Linked DNA regions of Homo sapiens: region 1 is linked to region 2. A link is an interaction called in ENCODE POLR2A ChIA-PET data of the cell type or tissue named here. Cell type or tissue: GM12878. All regions are shown on one strand.

Evidence for each region. Peaks named below come from ENCODE experiments on the same cell type or tissue, not always from the same donor. Only the 100,000 strongest peaks of a DNase experiment are listed, where the experiment ranks them.
Region 1: POLR2A ChIA-PET joins it to region 2 with 6 read pairs; 6 of 35 experiments call an interaction of 5 or more read pairs at or near these places.

Annotation. Positions count from the first base shown.
Region 1 is chr6:37,260,057-37,262,556 of GRCh38, reverse strand. All of the region lies in intron 1 of TBC1D22B (TBC1 domain family member 22B), which reads right to left. Among named protein-coding and RNA genes, the nearest start is that of TMEM217B, 3.2 kb to the right of the region's middle. In GM12878, no CTCF peak of the experiment used is centred here; no DNase peak of the experiment used is centred here; H3K4me3 peaks cover 1,042 bases; H3K27ac peaks cover 1,134 bases.
Region 2 is chr6:37,047,414-37,049,913 of GRCh38, reverse strand. No RefSeq gene overlaps it. Among named protein-coding and RNA genes, the nearest start is that of FGD2, 43 kb to the right of the region's middle. In GM12878, no CTCF peak of the experiment used is centred here; a DNase peak (open chromatin) is centred at 953; H3K27ac peaks cover 827 bases.

The sequences.
Region 1 (2,500 bases), 210 kb before region 2:
TCGGCTTCAAGTTCTTAACTTGGCCTCTCTTTCTAACAACGAAGGGCCTGGAAGACTCAGGTAATTTCGATTTTGGCCAGACGCAGAGGCTCATGCCTGTAATCCCAACACTTTTGGAGGATGAAGTGGGCAGACTGCTTGAGCCCAGGAGTTCATGACCAGCCTGGGCAACATGGCAAGACCTGTCTCTACAAAAAATACAAAAATTAGCCAGGGCTGGGCACGGTGGCTCACACCTATAATCTCAGAACTTTGGGAGGCTGAGGTGGGCTTGAGGTCAAGAGATCACTTGAGGTCAAGAGTTCAAGACCAGCCTGGCCAACATGGCGAAACCCCCTTCTCTACTAAAAATACAAAAATTAGCTGGGCATGGTGGCATGTGCCTGTAATCCCAGCTACTCAGGAGGCTGAGGCAGGAGACTCGTTTAATCCTGGGAGGTAGAGGCTGCAGTGAGCTGAGATCGTGCCACTGCACTCCAGCCTGGGCAACAGAGGGAGACCCCATCTCAAAAAAAAAAAAAAAAAGGTGATTTTTTTTTTCTCCTGTGCCCGAGCTCTAGACACACACACACACACACACACACACACACACACACACACACACACACACACTGACCAAAGCTTTTTTATTTTTCCCCCATAGGTTTGTGCCACCAAGCCCAGATAATTTTTTTGTGTGTTTTTAGTAGAGACGGAGATTCACCATGTTGGCCAGGCTGGTCTCGAACTCCTGACCTCAAATGATCCACCTGTCTCAGCCTCCCAAAGTGCTGGGATTACAGGTGTGAGCCACCACACCCAACCAGATCAAAGCTTTTCAATTTCAGTTTCAAAAACTGAAGCAAGGAGAGAAAACAAAAATGATAGCTACTATCATCGTAACTATCCTTCTTATAATAGCTAATATTATTGTGTACCTCCTAACCAATTATTATGTATTATCTCATTTAATCCTCATAACAGCCCCATGGAGCAGATACTCTGTCCCTATTTTAGAGATGGGGAGACTGATGCATTGAGAGGTTAATTAAATCCCATAAGATCACATAGCTAGAAAGCAGAGCTGGGATTTTAACCTAGGCAGTCAGATTTCAGAGCCTGCATTTTTTTTTTTTTTTTTTTTTGGAGACAATCTCTTGCTCTGTTGCCCAGGCTGGAGTGGAGTGACGCAATCTCAGTTCACTGCAACCTCCGTCTCCCAGGTTCAAGAGATTCTTGGGCATCAGCCTCCTGAGTAGCTGGGACTACAGGCACACACCACCAAGCCCAGCTAATTTGTATTTTTAGTAGAGATGGGGGGTTTCACCACGTTGGCCAGGCTGGTCTCGGACTCCTGGCCTCAAGCGATCCACCTGCCTCAGCCTTCCAAAATTCTGGGATTACAGGCCACCACACCTGCCAAAGCCTGCAATGGTAGAGATTGCCTCTTATCTTCTAGGCATTAATACAATGACCATTTGATGTGCTAAGTAAATGGGGCTCATGTGAATAACTGAGAGAACTTAAAAGATGCTTAGTTCCACCAAGTTACTACATGACCCAGCAATTCCACTCCTATTTATCAGCAGAAGAATAGAAAATATATATCCAAACAAAAACCTCTGCATAAATGTTCATAAAAGCATTACGTACAATAGCCCAAAAGTGAAAACAATTCAAATATCCATCAACTGATGAATGAACAAAATGTGGTGTATGTATACTATGGAATATTATTCAGCCATAAAATGGAATGAAGTACTGATACATACTACAGCGTGGACAAGCCTGAAATCACTGTGCTTAATAAAAGAAGCCACTCACAAAAGGCCTCAGATCATATTACTCCATATATATAAAATGTCCAAAAGTGGTAAATCCACAGAAACAGAAAGTAGGTTAGTAGTTACCAGGGTCTGGAGTGGGGTGGATGGGGAGTGACTGTAAACAGGTATGTAGTTTCTTTTCAGGATGATGAAAATGTTCTGAAATTAGTGGTGATGGTTGCACAAAACCATCTATACTATAAATGAATATACTAAATACCACTGAATTGTACACTTTAAAAGAGTGAATTTTATGGTATGTGAATTATATCTCAATAAAGCTGTTATTTTTAAAAAGAATGTTTCATTCATTTGCAACTTCTTTTATTTAATAAAATTTCTATTTGTTGTCACTAAGATTGTTGGATCATGATCAGACAAATGGAAAGAACCCTGTCATCGCTTTTATTTTTCACCTTTCAATTTGCAAAGAAGAGTAAACTAGTTTCATTTCCAAGTTTGCATGCATCCAGTAGAGTCATTTGTGTCATTTCCCCACCCAGGAGAAAGTTTTTCTTCTCTAAGACCGAAAGAGTACAGATGCAAAAGTTCTATTCTTGAGAAAATGCCCTAACATTTTCTTTAAACCAAAGTACCTTTCTATCTAAAAGAACCTTAGTTTTCTCCTATGACCAGAGGCTTGTGGGCTTCACTGCTAAAAGCACACAGCTGAACAGTATTTCTCTTTACCAAGT
Region 2 (2,500 bases):
AATCTAACCCAGGGCTGGCCATGGTGGCTCACGTCTATAATCCCAGCACTTTAAGAAGCCAAGGCGGGAGGATCACTTGAGCCCAGGAGTTCAAGACCAGCCTGGACAACACAGTGAGACCTTGTCTCTTAAAAAAAAAAATTTAAAAATTAGCCAGGCGTAGTGGTGTGCGCCTATAGTCCCAGCTACTAGGGTGTGGTGGGAGAATTGCTAGAACCCGGCAAGTCGACGCTGCAGTGAGCTGTGATTGCACCACTGCACTCCAGCCTGGGCAACAGAGCAAGACTCTGTCTCAAACAAAACAAAACAAAAAAACGACTAACCCAAACAAAGCGCTGACAGATGACACTGGCTTAATGCAGATTCCAGTCCAGGGGATATGCCCATATTAGAGGCCCACAGCTTTCTGAGGGGCAACAAACCATGGGCACCCAGAGAATTCCAAGCTCACCCTCTTCAGAAGACCCACTGGCTTGATGGCCAAGTGCATGTCCTGACGTTCTTATAACAATAGCCACCATTGATTGTAAGTGCTTATTGCGCACCAGGTACTGGGCCAAGCATTTTACATTAATTTCCTCCTATAATCCCCACAGTGATGCCATGACAAAGATACAATCATGATCCCACAGTCAAGTAACCTGCTCGGCTCACATAGCCCATGAGCCCATTCTTCCTCGTAGGCCTCTTCTCAGAAAGGTGGGGAAGGACGAGTATCAGACCTTGACAGGAGTTGGCTGGGAAGGTCTGGTCTCCAATTTCCCACGATTGTCAAAGCCAGCTGTGCCTCTCCCAGAGGTGAAGAGCCAGCCATCTAGTCGTGGCCATCTTGGCTGCACTAATGTGGCCGTGGCTGGGGCCTTCCCCGAGTCATTGGGAACTCTTGATGCCTTCTTTATTTTCCTCCCAGAGATGTTGTTTTAAGGTTTTTGCTTTGCTGAAGCATGTGTTATGGGGACAGCGAGGGGATTCCCCTAAACCGTGATGCTGTTCTGTTCAAAAACATTTGCCTGGAGGTCCACAGCTGTGTGACTCACGCTGTTGGGTGGCAGGAAAACTCACAGCTGCAGTGGGGAGGGGCCTGGCCCAAACGAAATGGGATACTTACAGGGTGGCCAGGTTTAGTAAATAAAAATGCAGGATGCCCAGTTACATTTGAATTTCAGATAAACAGCAACATTTAGGACACCTTCATGCTAAACAACTTATTTGTTATTTATCTAAAATTCAATTGTAACTGGCCATCCTGCATTTTATCTGATAACCCTAGATACTCAGCACCCAGGATAAATCTCCCGCCTTCCCCCTGGCTTCAGCAGGGTGTTGCCGAGAGAAGACAACAAAACCTGGGAGAAGTCCACTGACCTGGGATGAAGACAAATCTGAGGGTCTCAGTGGTCTGAGGAGGGTAGATACACTCTGCTTCCAGGGTTCCCCTTGAGCAACTGCAAAATCTCAACCTCAGCCCAGGGCAGAATTCCACATTCAAATTCCACAAAATGCAAGGATGCACCTGAAGGTCACCGCTTCATTCTCGGGGCCTCAGTTTTCTTATCTCTGTAATGGGAAGGACTTTTGGATTCTACGATGTCAAGTGACCCTCTTAGCCCTTAGCTTTTCTTGCATAGTGGAAAATCTGCTGGAAGCAAGTGAAGGTATGAGTGAGCTAGCCAAGGAGCAAGTGTAGAGAGGAGGAGGAGGCCATCTTGGCTTGGAAATGGGCCGCCCCTCTTGCCCTACAGCACTGCACGGAGACTGGGCCATTGTACCTGGATGTTGGGTGGTTTGGAGGGCTCCCCTGGGTCAGGCACACCAGTGCATGCCTGGACTTCCTTAGAAGGGACCCTGGGCATGGACCACAGCTAGGTCCATGACTGAGGTGCCCCAGCCATGAGCAGTGGCAAACGCCCATGGCAACACCTGAGCCACAGCAGGGAGGGGACGATCATTAGCTTCAAAAGCAGGGAAGTAAACTGTTAAGAGTGAAATTACTAAATGACTACAAAATGTTAACTAGACATTTGCAACTTAACTCCTATGGTTTATGTAAATTATATGTGATGCATGTGGGTGCATTTGAATATATTTGACACGTGGAAGCATGTGGCCTCAAGAATAAGGATGCCTGGGCCTCTAGCGCACTTGGAAGACAGGCTGGGGATATGGAGACAGTGAATTTCCTGCAGGCCAGAAACCACATCCGGGGGTCTAGGAGCAGCAGGGTGGTGGTGAGGGAGTGAGCTAGAACCTCTAGGGTTAGAGATGGGGTCCGGTCTGGGAGGCAGGAAGACCCCTCTGATAGGAGTGTCAGACAGACGAAAGCAGGTCCCAAAAGGTCCCTGCAGAGGTGACTGGTGAGACCAGACAGAGCCTCAGAGCCAGGCTGCAGCTCTGCACGGGGACCTGAGGACCCACCAGGAGCTGAGACCCGGGCTCTCCAGGCTCGTGGGATGGTGGGATTGCTTCTGCCTGCTGGGAAGGCCAGGGTGCAAACCTGCAG